Linked DNA regions of Homo sapiens: region 1 is linked to region 2. The links are chromatin contacts, found by Hi-C or POLR2A ChIA-PET in ENCODE. All regions are on one chromosome and are shown on one strand. The core of a region is the stretch at or near the end of the contact, and the rest is flanking DNA. Distances in the headings are between cores, read along the strand shown.

What was found. Hi-C counts contacts between places; a loop is a spot of excess contacts on that map. ChIA-PET counts read pairs that join two places held with the same protein, here RNA polymerase II (POLR2A). Pooled maps may share reads with other maps.
Region 1: a pooled map shows a loop between it and region 2 (6-fold over the local background). The contact joins the promoter of CDC42EP4 here to the promoter of KPNA2 in region 2. A Hi-C loop is called at or near these places in 1 of 50 pooled maps. POLR2A ChIA-PET finds 5 or more read pairs at or near these places in 2 of 52 experiments (PC-9 and WTC11).

Annotation. Positions count from the first base shown.
Region 1 is chr17:73,307,464-73,314,727 of GRCh38, forward strand. CDC42EP4 (CDC42 effector protein 4) reads right to left here and starts at 4,538. Exons shown (of 2, transcript NM_012121.5): 1 at 4,430-4,538. RefSeq lists silencers at 3,287-3,416, 3,427-3,976, 4,427-4,686, 4,757-4,916.
Region 2 is chr17:68,031,346-68,038,256 of GRCh38, forward strand. KPNA2 (karyopherin subunit alpha 2) reads left to right here and starts at 4,390. Exons shown (of 11, transcript NM_002266.4): 1 at 4,390-4,495; 2 at 5,765-5,862; 3 at 6,013-6,150. The coding sequence starts at 5,788. RefSeq lists a silencer at 4,123-4,172 and enhancers at 4,136-4,683, 4,703-4,922.

The sequences.
Region 1 (7,264 bases), core at 3,288-5,787, 5.3 Mb after region 2:
TTTAGACGGAGTCTCGCTCTGTCACCCAGGCTAGAATGCAGTGGCGCGATCTCGGCTCACTGCAAGCTCCGCCTCCCGGGTTCACACCATTCTCCTGCCTCAGCCTCCCAAGTAGCTGGGACTACAGGCGCCCACCACCAAGCCTAGCTAATTTTTTGTACTTTTTAGTAGAGACAGGGTTTCACTGTGTTAGTCAGGATGGTCTCGATCTCCTGACCTCCTGATCCACCCGCCTTGGCCTCCCAAAGTGCTGGGATTACAGGTGTGAGCCACCACGCCTGGCCCTGAATTTCTCTCTTTTTTTTTTTTTTTTTTTTGAGATGGAGTCTCACTCTATCGCCCATGCTGGAGTACAGCAACCTCCACCTCTTGGGTTCAAGCGATTCTTGTGTCTCAGCTTCCCCAGTAGCTGGGATTATAGGTGCACGCCACCATGCCCGGCTAATTTTTGTATTTTTAGTAGAGACGGGGTTTCACCATATTGGCCAGGCTGATCTCAAACTCCTGACCTCAAGTGATCTGCCCGCCTTGGCCTCCCCAAGTGCTGAGATTACAGGCGTGAGCCACTGTGCCCGGCCCTAATGTCTGAATTTCCTTCCCAACGCACTCAAGCAAAAAGGGCTGTGTCCAGTGCCACATGCGGGCTCCTTCCAGCACTACCATCCAGTTCCCTGCCGAGAGAGGGCACGCATGGGCTTGGCCTTCCTAGAGCACCCCAGAAGCACTGGCTGGAGTTGGCCTTCAGGACACTCTGCCGGATGACCCCTCAAAGTGTCCCCAGCTCCAGAATTTGGTTCTTTTCCTCACGGTCGGGAAAAATCCTCCAGTACGTAGGTCAGAAGAGCTACGCAGAGCTCAGGTCAGCTCTGTTTCCAGGGCGAGATTGCTCAACCCTTCTCCCTCCGCCCACAGGCCTTATCTCTGGCATCAACCCAGCTCCCCATTCCTCCAAGGGACGGACTCCTCCCTCCCCCCACAGGGACAAACTCCTCTGAGTCTGCAGAACCAGAATGAGAACACAGAAGGCTGGACTTACTGCTAACCAAGTGCAACCCTGACCACTCTGACTTCTGACTTCTTCACTTCGAACCCAATCCAAACGTAGGGGCGTGGGGTGGGGGAGAGTGAAAGGGAGAGGCCAACATCAAACACCTTTTGGCCACACCTGCGCACAGACAGTCCGGGCCGCAGAAATCAATCAGTCACTCCAAAGGGGTGGAAGCCCTGGGCCACTGCCAACCCAAGGCCCTTCTGGAAAAGCTCTGGACTTGTTAAGAAGGGTTGGCCAGGGCTGGGTGCAGTGGTTTACGCCTGTAATCCCGGCTCTTGGGGAGGCCGAGGTGGGTGGATTGCCTGAGTTCAGGAGTTCGCGACCGGCCTGGGCAACACAGTGAAACCCTGTTTCTACTAAAATACAAAAAAAAATTAGCCGGGCGTGGTGGCATGCACCTATAATCCCAGCTACTGCAGAGGCTGAGGCAGGAGAATTGCTTGAACCCGGGAGGTGGAGGATGCAGTGAGCCAAGATTGTGCCACTGCACTCCAGCCTGGGCAACAGAGCAAAGCTCTGTCTCCAAAAAAAAAAAAAAAAAAAAGGGTTGGCCAGGTGCAGTGGCTCATACCTGTATGCCCAGCACTTTGAGAGGCCGAGGTGGGGGAAGATCCCTTGAGCTCAGGAGTTCAAGACCAGCCTGGGCAACATGGTGAAACCCCACCTCTACAAAAAATACAAAAAATGGCTGGGCGTGGTGGTGGGCGCCAGTAGTCCCAGCTACTCAGGAGGCTGAAGTGGGAGGATAGCTTGAGCCCAGGAGGTCCAGCCTGCAGTGAGCCTTGACTATGACGCTGCACCACAACCTGGGTGACAGAGCAAGACCTGGTCTCAAAAAATTAATAAATAAAATAAAAATTATTTTTAAAATCAAAAGACTGGTGTAAGATTCCTCTCCCAGGTCAACACTCACTCCCCTGACCTTTATACATGAGACCTCCCTTTGCTTCTGACTCCTTGGTCTCTGGTTCTGTGAGGTGCTGTCGGGTTCCAGAGGCAGCAGCACAGTGGAGGCAGGGTACAGAGGATGGGGACAAGCACGGTGGGTGGGCAAGGGAAAGAGAGAAACGAGGGGAAAAGAGAAGAGGAATCCAAAAAGAGAGAGGCAGAAACCCCAGAAAATGGAGAATCATTCACAGCACAGGCCTAGGCTGTACAGCAGAGCAGGAGCAAGCTGCCCTCTGTGTGCAGGGACCCTAGGACTTCAGGGAGATTTCAGAGGGGAGGCGCTGAGACTCACCCCAGAACCACCGCCCATATGATCACAGCGGGCCCCTCCTAGTCCCTGCAGGGGTCCACCAGGATGCCTGGGAATCCACTTGGGATCTCCCCAAATTCACTGAACACCCCTTGTGGGAAGGAGCAGCTGTCTTCAAGGAGTGGAGAGGCAAAGTCCAAGTTCAGAGGAGATAAGCCACCCCACTAATCAGTCAGTCACATGTGCAGCTCACACAGGGCAGTTGATGAGAGCAGGAACCGGCAGGGCACCCCCGCATTCAGTAGGCACTGGCTTCTCAGCAGAGATAGAGCCTCAGGAGATCCTGGTGGATGCCCTGTTATTGCCCCAGGAGCCCCTGGGGCTGCCAGGGGCTCTCTTAGGGCCTGGCTCAGTCCCAGCCAACTCCCGATTTCTGGGAGAAATCAGAAATCCGCAGCTCAGCAATCCCTTCCTTTGTGGCCTGTTCTTTGTTCTCTTAAAATTCAGTCCACCCTGCTGGTGGTCCCTCCTCCACCCTAGCCTCAGAAGCGGGCGGGGGCTGAGGGAGTTATTGGAAACCCAGACTGCCAAAGAAGTCGCCTTGCAGGAGGCCCCTGTCACCGGCCCCTCATTATTTACACTCGCTGGATGGGACATTTCTCTGGTACAGATGGCTGCTGGGGTTCGGACGAGAGAGAGATTTTCCCTCCAGCACCCTGGACCCTCAGGGGAGGGCAGGGGGCTTCGCAGCGACGGGGGCTCCCAAGGACTCCACCCGGATCCAGCTGCTCAGCTATCTGGGCAAACAGTGGGCACCGGGCACACAGTAAGGGATGTGGGAGCCGGTCAGATTGCAAGGGGTGGGAGTCGTGGAGAGAGAGAAGTTCCAGAGGCAACGAGAAAAGAAAAGGCATTGTATTTCCCCTCCATTCTCCCAGGGAGAAAAAGAAAACTTCCAAAGCCGAGGCCGCAGTCACTGGGAAAACACAGGGAACCTGGTTTGAGTTAGCAGCGAGCACCCCTCCCCCAGTCACACACACACACACACACACACACACACACACACACACACACACACACACGCACTTCAGTCCTCTCCCAGGAAGCTGGCTCAGCCTCAGCCCCGGCTCCCGCCCAGCTCTCCAGCCCTCCCGGCCGGGGCACTCACCGGCTGACGGGATCCCCGCGGGCAGGATGGCTCCTGGGGGACGCGCCGGGGGCAGGGGGCAGTTTTGTAACCCCGGCTGGGGGCGCTCCGGAGAGGGGGCGGGGCCAGGGACGGCCGATCCGCGCGCACCCGCCCCAAGCGGGCGATTAAATCATTAACCGACCGCTCCCGCCTGCGATCCCGCTGAGCGCGCTGAGCTCGGGGCGCACTAGCCCAGGAGCGGCCGTCTCCCCGGCTCCAAGGGGGCGGGTGGCTCGACTGCCCTCCCCCCGCACCCCGCCAGGAGGCGCCTCGGCCTCCCGGGCTTCCGAGGGAGCGGGCGGGGCGGGAGCCTGGCGGGGGAGGGAAGGGTTCGCGGGGCGGGAGTAGGGGAAAGGAGGACCATTTGTTCCTTCGGCCATTCCCTTCCAGACAGCTCCTTCCCTCTGGCTTCCCGGCCGGGTGACATTGGGTGGCGTGTGCTGCAGTGTGTGTACGAGAGCGAGATGTGTACACGCCTCTGCCCGTACAGGCGGAGAATTCGGTTCTTATTCATGGAGAACTCCGGGCGCACACACGCCCCCCTCGCGGAGATCGCGGGCCGCGCGCCGCCGATTGCTGCGCTCCTGCCCACACCGACACACACCCCATTCCTGGGAAGGGGGAGGCCCTTTAAAACCGGCCCCCAACCCCCTCAGCGGCACCCTTGGCCAGGGCCGGGAGTTCCAGCGTGGAGAGAGGAAATGGAGTCCCGGCAACGCTGCGCCCGGCTCCCTGCCACCTCCTCCTCCACACATCCCGCTCTGCCAGGACACTAGGTGCGCAGCTTAGGGTCCCAGGCACCGCGGTGGGCGCGGTGAAAAGCGCGAGCGCCGAGAAGTGGGGGCTCCGCGCCCTTCTCCCCGCGCCGCGGCCTCGCATCCCCAGCTTCGATCCTCTCTGCCCCACAGGGGGACTCGAGACCCCCAAGCCCACCCAGGGCACCCAGCGCGAAGGCGGCTACCACAGACAGAGGCGGTTGCCCGTCGCCTACCTCGGTCCCCGGAGACCCGAGCTCTGGGCCGGCTGCGCTGTCCCCTTCGTGGGCTCCGCGCGGCGGAGGGGCTGGCGGCCCCTGTCAGCGCCGGCGTTTGTTTCCCTCTGGCTCTCGGGCTTTCAGGGCTGGGAGCCTCCAGGACACTCCCCTTCCAGGCTCCGCCCGCGCCCGCCCCGCGCAACCCTCCCCGCGCACCCCTCTGCGCTGATGTCACGGCGCCGCAGCAGCCAATGGCCGTCGGGAACCTCTGCCCGACTGCTCGGCCTCCTCGGTTCAAACTGAAAGCCTGAGACTTTCCCAACTCCGTATGGGGCAGCCTGGGCCCGCCCGGCTTCCGGGAGACACTCCCGCCCCAGCCTGCGCTCCGGCCGCGAACCCCCACTGGGGCCCCCAGGGCCAGGGGCGCGTCTCCCTCCGGGGGCCTGGCGCGAGGCTCTTTTGAGGCTCTTCCCCATTCGAGCCGGGGCAAGAAACCAAGAACTCCAGCCCGGGTGGCGTTCCTCGTTCCTGCTCCCTCCCGGACCTGCTAACCACCTGGCTGCAGTACTGTCGGGAGATGGGGCAGGAGGGCTGGCGCCACCAGCTTCGTGGGTGCCATCCCAGACTCTCGCTGTAAACGAGGGAGCGGGGAGGAGCCGGCCAGCCCCGAGGCCAGGCTTGGACTGGGCGTCAGAAATGTTTCTACAGGGTGACAGCCCTTGAGCTCCCCGCATCCCCGTCTGTGCCTTTGCCTCCTAAGTATCAGCTGAGGCTAAATTTGCACCAGGTGAACGTCAAGGAGGATCAACTCCTGAGTCCCAGAGCCTGAATCCAAGTCCCAGGCCTTGGACTCTATTCTTTTTAGAGGAATAGTTTCAGTTGAAATGATCATTATCAAGGTAGAATGCCAGCTGCGAAGTAGTCAACTAAAGTGGACAAGGCGCAAAGTGAAAAGTTCCCTTGCCTCTAGCTGAACCCCACCCTCGGTTTTTAAAGGAAGTGAGGGTGAAGGCCCCAGACTTTCCCCATGGCTGCGAGGTCCCTAAGCCCTCAGGAACATTCTGCTTTCTGGGGACAGCACATTTCCGTTTCCCTCTGCAGTGCGACAGCAACCAGCTCTTGAGAGCTAATGGTTTGGCCACTCCATCCTGCTGTGAAAATTAAGTTCTGGGCTGGGCGCAGTGGCTCATGCCTGTAATCCTAGCATTTTGGGAGGCCAAGGCAGGTGGGGGGTCACTTGAGGTCAGAAGTTTGAGACCAGCCTGGCCAACATGGCGAAACCCCATCTCTACCAAAAATACAAAAATTAGTCGGGCATGGTGGTGGGCGCCTGTAATCCCAGCTACCCAGGAGGCTGAGGCGGGACAATCGCTTGAACCTGGGAGGTGGAGGTTGCAGTGAGCCGAGATCGCGCTATTGCACTCTAGCCTGGGTGACAGAGGTAGACTCCATCTCAAAAAAAAAAATAAATGAATAATAAGTAAAATCAAATTCTGAACTGGACATCTGGAGGGAAAGGTAGGGTTTGGAGCCACTTGGGAGGCAGACACTGTGGATTCAAACCCTGGCGGGGTTATCATGGATGTAAACCAAAAAGTGACTAAGGCAGATCTCAATCAAATAGAGGTTTAGTTAGCCAAGGTTGAGGATCCACCGGGGAAAAATCACCTTTTTTCCAAAAAGGTTTTGGGAACTTCTGTATTTAAAAGAGAAAAAGCAAGCAGGAAAGGAAAAGAAGAGGGAGAGAGGGAGGAAAGGCATTGAGGTCACAAGCGTGTGAGGCTCTGATTTAGTGTCTGTAAGTCTACATTTTACATGTGAAAGGGAATAGAAGAAAAAGTCAATGATGCATTGTCTCCTACTCAGTACGTCTAAGGGGAGCAAAGGAAACCCTGTGTCAACAGGGTTGTGAAACTGCAGCTATCTGGGAACAAAAGGAAAGCAGCTTCTGTGGTTTCCAAGCTTAACGTCCCCCCCAGCCCCGCCCCTTTTTTTTTTTTGGAGACAGGGTCTTGCTCTGTTGCCCAGGCTGGAGTGCAGTGCTGCAATCGTAGCTCACTATAGCCTTGGCCTCCTGGGCTCAAGCGATCCTCCCACCTCACCCTCCTGAGTAGCTGAGACTACAGGTGTGCGCCACCATGCCCAGCTACATATTTTGTACTTTTTCTTTTGTAGAGACAGGGTTCTGTCATGTTGCCCAGGCTGGTCTCAAACTCCTGAGCTCAAGCAATCCACCCACCTCAACCTCCAAAAGTGCTGGGATTAAACTTTCCCTTTGACATAGTGAATTTGGGGTCCCGAGATTCTATTCCCTTTCACATGGGGAAGTCGCTAATTCCCACCTCTGACCCTTAGCTAGCCTGGCTGTCCTTATGTGTCCAAAGAGCACAGGACCCCTCTGCTAGCCTCGTCTGGAGGGTGTAAAGAGGAATGAGATATCAGGTGTGAAAGCGCTTTATGACTAGAAAGCAACCAGAATGGAGGTGATTGCTGTCATCATGACCTAGTGCCAAAGGTGTCCTCAAAAGAAGTAGGAGCTGCAACAGGACTGTGGGTAAGGCTCGCTGGATAGAGGTTTGGAGACGCCTCTGGATTGGAATTCTAGCTCTGCCATTTATGAGCTGACAAGTTATCCACCAGCTTCCCCATCTGTAAAGTGAGAACAGCAATCTCTACCTTCCCCTATTGGGGTGAATATTAAAAGAGATCACTTAGGCTGGGCGCGGTGGCTCATGCCTGTAATCCCACTGCTTTGGGAGGCTGAAGCCAGTGGATCGCTTGAGCCCAGGAGTTCAAGAGAAACCTGGCAACCTGGCGAAACCCCATCTCTACAAAAGTATACAAAAATCAGCA
Region 2 (6,911 bases), core at 3,140-5,639:
CTGCACTCCAGCCTGGATGACAGAGCAAGACCCTGTCTCAAAAAGAAGAAAAAATTGAGAAAGTGGTGTGTTTGAGGGATGTTGTATAGTTCACAGAACTGAAACATGAGTTTACAAGACGGCCTAGAAAGACAGTAACTAAAGGGCCTCAGCCTCAGTAGCTGGTGGTCCTATGTCTTTCAGCCAGCTCAGCTCCAGGCCCCTTTCTTTCTTTCTTTGCATGTTTTAACTCAACATTCATATTTTGAAGGAAGATAATCTGAATGGATTTTTTTTTTTTTTTTTTTTTGAGACAGCATCTCACTCTGCCACCTAGGCTGGAATGCAGTGGTACAATCTCGGCTCAATGCAGCCTCCACCTCCCAGGCTCAAGCCATCCTCCCACCTCAGCCTCCCAAGTAGCGGGGACTACAGGCATATACCAACATGCTTGGCTAATTTTTTATTTTTATTTATTTATTTTTTTAGACAGAGTGTCACTCTGTTGCTCAAGCTGGAGTGCAGTGGCACAATCTCAGCTCACTGCAACCTCTGCCCCTGCGTTCGAGCGATTCTTGTGCCTCAGCCTCCCGAGTAGCTGGGACTACAGGCACGAGCCACCGCGCTTGGCTAATTTTTGTATTTTCAGTAGAGACAGGGTTTTACCATGTTGGCTGGGCTGGTCTTGAACTCCTGACCTCAAGTGACCCACCTGCCTCGGCCTCCCAAAGTGTTGGGATTACAGGCGTTAGCCACTGCTCCCAGCCTCTGCTAATTTTTTTTTTTTTTTTAATTTTTGTAGAGATGGTGGTTTGGAGGAGGGCATCTCGCTATGTTGCCCAGGCTGGTGAATGGATATTAAGAACTGAATGTTTGCATCCCCCTCAAAAATTCATATGTTGAAAACCTAACTCCCAGTATGATAGTATTTGGAAATGGGGCCTCTGGGAGGTTGAGATGAATTCATGAGGGTGGGGCCCTCATGATGAGATTAGTGTCCTTATAAAAAGAGCCATCAGGCCGGGCGCAGTGGCTCATGCCTGTAATCCAAGCACTTTGGGAGGCTGAGGTGGGTGGATCATGAGGTCAGGAGTTCAAGACCAGCCTGGCCAACATGGTGAAACCCCATCTCTACTAAAAATACAAAAATGAGCCAGGTGTGGTGGCATGCACTTGTAATCCCAGTTACTTGGGAGGCTGAGGCAGGAAAATCACTTGAAACCAGGAAGCAGAGGTTGCAGTGAGCTGAGATCGCGCCATTGCACTCCAGCCTGGGTGACAGGGCGAGACTCCATCTAAAAAAAAAAAAAAAAGAAGAGACACCAGAGAGCTTTCACTCTCCCTTCTCTGTGCTAAAATGAAGAGATCATGCTAGCACACAATTAGGCGATGGTCATCTGGACGCCAAAGAGGGGGGCCCTTCCTGGAAACTGACCACTCTGGCACCCTTATTTCAGATTTCGTGATCCAGAAATGTGAGAAAAATAAATGTTTGTTATCTAAGCCTCCCAGCCTGTAGTACTTTGTTATGGTAACCTAAGCGGACTATGCTAGTGGACTAACACATCAGCTAAAACTTGGTCATAAATGATAGGACTTTTTTTTTTTTTTTTGAGACGGCGTCTTGCATTGTCGCCTGGGCTGTAGTGCAGTGGCACCATCTCAGCTTACTGCAACCTCTACCTCCCAGGTGTAAGTGATGCTTGTATCTTAGCCTCCTGAGTAGCTGGGACCACAGGTGTGTGTTACCACACCTGCCTAATTTTTTATATTTTTTAGTAGAGACAGGGTTTTGCCATGTTGGACAGGCTAGTCTTTTTTTTTGAAATGGAGTTTCGCTCTTGTTGTCCAGGCTGGAGTGCAATGGTGTGATCTCGGCTCACTGCAACCTCTGCCTCCCAGATTCAAGCAATTCTCCTGCCTCAGCCTCCCAAGTAGCTGGGGTTACAGGTGCTTGCCACCACGCCCAGCTAATTTTTTGTATGTTTTAGTAGAGACAGGGTTTCCCTTTGTTGGCCAGGCTGGTCTTGAACTCCTGACCTCAGGTGGTCTGCCCACCTCAGCCTCCCAAAGTGCTAGGATTACAGGTGTGAGCCACTGTGCCCGACGATATCGTATCTTTCAAAGGCAATTTTGGGCATTATACTTCTGTTTCAGGTTGTTTTTAGGTGCAAGTACAGAATAGTGGTTCAGAACACAGATCCTGGAACCAGACTGCTTATGGCTGAATCCTGTCTTTGCCATTTACTGGCTGTGTGACCCTGGAACAAGTTACATAAACACTTGTGATTCAGTGCTCTCTTTTGTGAAATAGAGCAAATAACAGTACTACCTCACAGTTGTGAAGATCAAGTGTATTAATATATGGTAAACACTCAGAACACTTCTGGGCACATAGTAGTCAGTATTTTCAAGCAAAAGAAACTCAACTTGGCTTGGTATGGTGGTCAGGCCTATAATTCCAGCACTTTGGGAGGCTGAGGTGGGTGGATTGCTTGAGCTCAGGACTTCGAGACCAGCTTGGGCAAAATAGTGAAACCCTGTCTTTACAAAAAATGCAAAAATTAGCTGGACGTGGTGGTGTGTACCTATAGTCCCAGCTATTTGGGAGGCTGAGGTGGGAGGATGGCTTCAGCCCAGGAGGCAGAGGTCGCAGTGAGCTGAGATCGTGCCACTCCACTCCAGCCTGGGCGACAGAGCTAGACCCTGTCTCAAAGAAAAGAAAAAAAAGAAAAAAAAAAAGAGAAGAAACTCAACTTGACAATACAAAAGAAATGTGTATCGGATCTCCTACCTGCAAACCTTCAGAGATAGAGCAGGTCAGACCTCTCAAGGTTTCCCTACAGTTTTCTTATTCAGATTTCTAGGACTCACATCCCTTAGTTCAGAAGAACAGAGGCTGCTTTCCTACCTCCAACCAGTAAACAAAAGGCAGAGGCTGTCCAACTGGATGAATTTAGGTCATGTGCCTGCCCCTGAACCATTCTCAGTAGCTGAGAGAATGCCACACAGTGATTGGTTTAGGGGTGAATTCCTTCCACATTCTTGCATTTAGGGGGATGGGATTATGCTGATTAAGAGTAGGTCCAACCCTTTATGAACTCTGGCTTTACGATGAATGAGGCTGGCATTAATGCCTGCAAAAATGGACAAACTTGCTGTTTGAATTTATTTATAGTAAGAAATAAACCATGAAAACTTTTCTAAAATGTAATCTTTTAGAACACAAAAAAATTGCAGAAACAAAAATGGCCCAGAATCCTGATGCTCTGTTGACCATCTTTGTTTTGTTTGTTCGTTTGAGCATATGGCAAAAAATGCAAAATTCAGAAATGTGTAATGAGCATAGAATGTTACTATAACAATTGAAAAAACTTGAACACACACTACATACTAAACAACAGCATGAAATTTCAGTTTTTCTGAATTTGATGACTGCAGTGTGGTTATATAAGAGAATGTCTTTTCTTAGGAGAGACACCGTGAAACAGAGGAAAAAGGACATGATTCTGAAACTTTCTCTTAAAGTAACATATTAAAATCACACATATGTACACGCGTGCATATGTATACATATATATGTATAGAGAAAGCAATAGCAAATGTGGCAAAATGTTAAGATTTGGCAAATCTGGATAAAGATTTGCAATTCTGCTGCATTTGAAATTATTTAAAAATAAAAAACTTGAGTTTTTGGAGAAACAGGCATAAGAAACCTTTTGTTTCCATATTTGCGGCTTCTATACAGTCTTTTATGATGCAATTAAAAAAAAACTAAACTAAAAAATATAACACAAATCTTCCCTCCCATAGTAGCCAGAAACCCCCGCCGAGTACTTTGGGTGTCATAATAGGAAAAAAATGCAAAGCAATATGTTTTTCTATAAAGATTACTTATTTACTAATTAGAATTTTTTTATTTTCATGAAGATCAACAACAAAGTTTTTAAAATAATGACTTAGAGAATCATTTTGTGGTATTTGTTTAAGGCTGTCGCCCAGGAAAACGCCCAAGGACCATGCACGCTTCAACCCTATGGAAACACGAACGGCCCAGGGAACCGCCCCTTCGCGCTGCTTGACGGGATCTGGAGTCCTCCCGCTCCGCCCCGCCAGGCGCTCAGGGACCGCCCGGCCGCTCCCTCACCGCCCGGCCGCTCCCTCACCGCCCGGCCGCTCCCTCACCGCCCGGCCGCTCCCTCACCGCCCGGCCGCTCCCTCATCTCGCGATGCCATCCTCTTTTTTTTTTTTTCTTTCCCCCCTCCCACTCGCCCCCAAGCCCTATGACTCCCTCCCCTCCCAACGTGTTTTTCAAATCCACCAATGGGCACACAGCTTAGGCTCGAACCAGCCAATCGGAATGCGGAGTCACCGGGAAATTTAAATCGCGCCGGCCGGCTGCACGAGCCACACGGTCTTTGAGCTGAGTCGAGGTGGACCCTTTGAACGCAGTCGCCCTACAGCCGCTGATTCCCCCCGCATCGCCTCCCGTGGAAGCCCAGGCCCGCTTCGCAGGTACAGACTCAGGCGGCGGCCCGGCCCGAGCGCTAACGGCTTGCCCGTGGGCGGCGTTCGCCTTTTGGGTTGGGGGAGGGAGGCCCCGGGTCCACGCCGAGCCTGGCTCTGCCTCCCGCGTTGACTAGGCCTCGGGGGCGACGTTCATTGACCAGGCGGCTGAGTTTCGCGGGGTCTGCGGGTTTAGGGCGCCGACGCTCTGCAAACGGCAGCGGAGGCCTTAACGCGTCGCGGCCGGGAGAATCGGAGCGAGCCAGGCTTGAGGGCGAATGTCCCGGGAGGACTTGTGGCGGCCCTGGTTTCGCCTCCTCCTTTCTCGTTGCATCTTCCCCGGCGTGGGGGCAGGGGCTGGGGGTGGCAGTTGGGAGCACCGTCTCTGACACCTAGGCCCCGGGGGTGGCTCTGCCACCAAGTCGTAGGCGAGCGTAATGAAAGCAAAGATAGCAAATTGTAAGGAGGGCTTTGACTTTTGTCATCTTCTGAATGACGCACAGCTGATGTCATCCTAATTAAGCGCATTCACTCCTAGTCTCTGGAAATGCAAATCAAATATGCGAGATGCGGCACTGCATTTTTAATGTTGACCATAATGTAATGATGAAGCAAATTTTTATTTAATTTTCGAGTCTGCACCTATTTTGGCCAAGTAAAGACAGTAAAATAGGGAGAGCCTCCTGAGGATCTGAATTTATTGCCCTGGCACATAATTTTTAGCTGTAAGTTGACTTGGTTCCCCTACTTTGTCTTGAATTAACTATTAGGGACTCTGGAGTATCGAACTAGGCTGTCAGAAACGGTGGATACATGTGGCTAGTCCAAATTGAAATACGCTGTAAGCTTAAAGTACACAAAAGATTTCAAAGATGGAGTATGGAAAAAGAATGTAGAAGATGTCAGTTATTTTATATATTGATAACACGTTGAAATACTATTTGGATATGTTGGGTTAAGTAAAATACATTATTAAAATTAGTTTCACTTGTTTCTTTTCTCCTTTTTAAAAATATGGCTACTAGGAAGTTTCAATTTATATAGCTTGCATTCTATTTCTGATGGAGAGCCCTCTCCAGGAAGTCTCAGCCCTTTAGAGGGAAGGGGGACACTTCCCCTTTGGGTAAAGCTATTTCATAGTGCCGAAAACATGATGATCCCCCCTCTAGTATACAGGTGTGGATTCAGTAGATGCTTGATAATTCAGTTCTTATTTGGTACTATTATTGACAAAGGAAAATGATAAAGGAAATATTTTTCTCTTCCCCCATCTTTTAGCTTTCTCCCTTTGTCTCATAACCATGTCCACCAACGAGAATGCTAATACACCAGCTGCCCGTCTTCACAGATTCAAGAACAAGGGAAAAGACAGTACAGTGAGTACCTTCTGTTGCTTTCCTGTGGTGGTATTTAAATGGGAAGACATTTGGAAAGGGGTGAAAACTGAGGTATTTAAAAAAAAAATGCCCTCACTTAGCAACAAAAACTGGTGTGATAGGTGAAACGGCATGTTATCTTTTCTCAAGGAAATGAGGCGTCGCAGAATAGAGGTCAATGTGGAGCTGAGGAAAGCTAAGAAGGATGACCAGATGCTGAAGAGGAGAAATGTAAGCTCATTTCCTGATGATGCTACTTCTCCGCTGCAGGAAAACCGCAACAACCAGGTAAAAAATGTATTTTAGTTTATGAGTTACGTGAAATCCAGAAAATCAGTAGGGACTTTTCTTAGAAATTCAAGTAAACTTAACATTTCTAGTCTTAACGGTTTTAACTATCTGTGAACATCTTTTTCTCTGTTTGCAATTAGTAATTGTCTTCTTTCCTGCCTTCTGTAATCCACTGAAGCTGATTTAGGATCTTCCTTTAGCTCTGACCTTCCTTCAGACTTCCCTGCATTTCTAGCTACTAGCTGGGTACCTTGGCCTGACCAGTGTGTCCAGAGCCAGCCAGTTTCTGGTTTATTTCTTCTTTTTTTTTTTTTTCCCCCGAGATGGAGTCTTGCTCTGTTGCTCAGGCTGGAGTGCAGCAGCACAATCGGCTCACTGCAACCTCTGCCTCATGGGTTCAAGCAATTCTCCTGCCACAGCCTCCTGAGTAGCTGGGATTATGGGTGCGCATCACCACGCTTGGCTAGTTTTTGTATTTTTTTGTTTTTGTTTCTTTGAGACAGAGTTTTGCTCTGTCGCCCAGGCTAGCGTGCAGTGGTGCGATCTCCGCTCACTGCAAGCTCCATCTCCCGGGTTCACGCCATTCTCCTGCCTCAGCCTCCTAAGTAGCTGGGACTACAGGCGCCCGCACCCTGTCTGGCTAATTTTTTGTATTTTTAGTAGAGACGGTGTTTCAACATGTTAGCCAGGATGGTCTCGATCTCCTGACCTCGTGATCCACCCGCCTCAGCCTCCCAAAGTGCTGGGATTACAGGCGT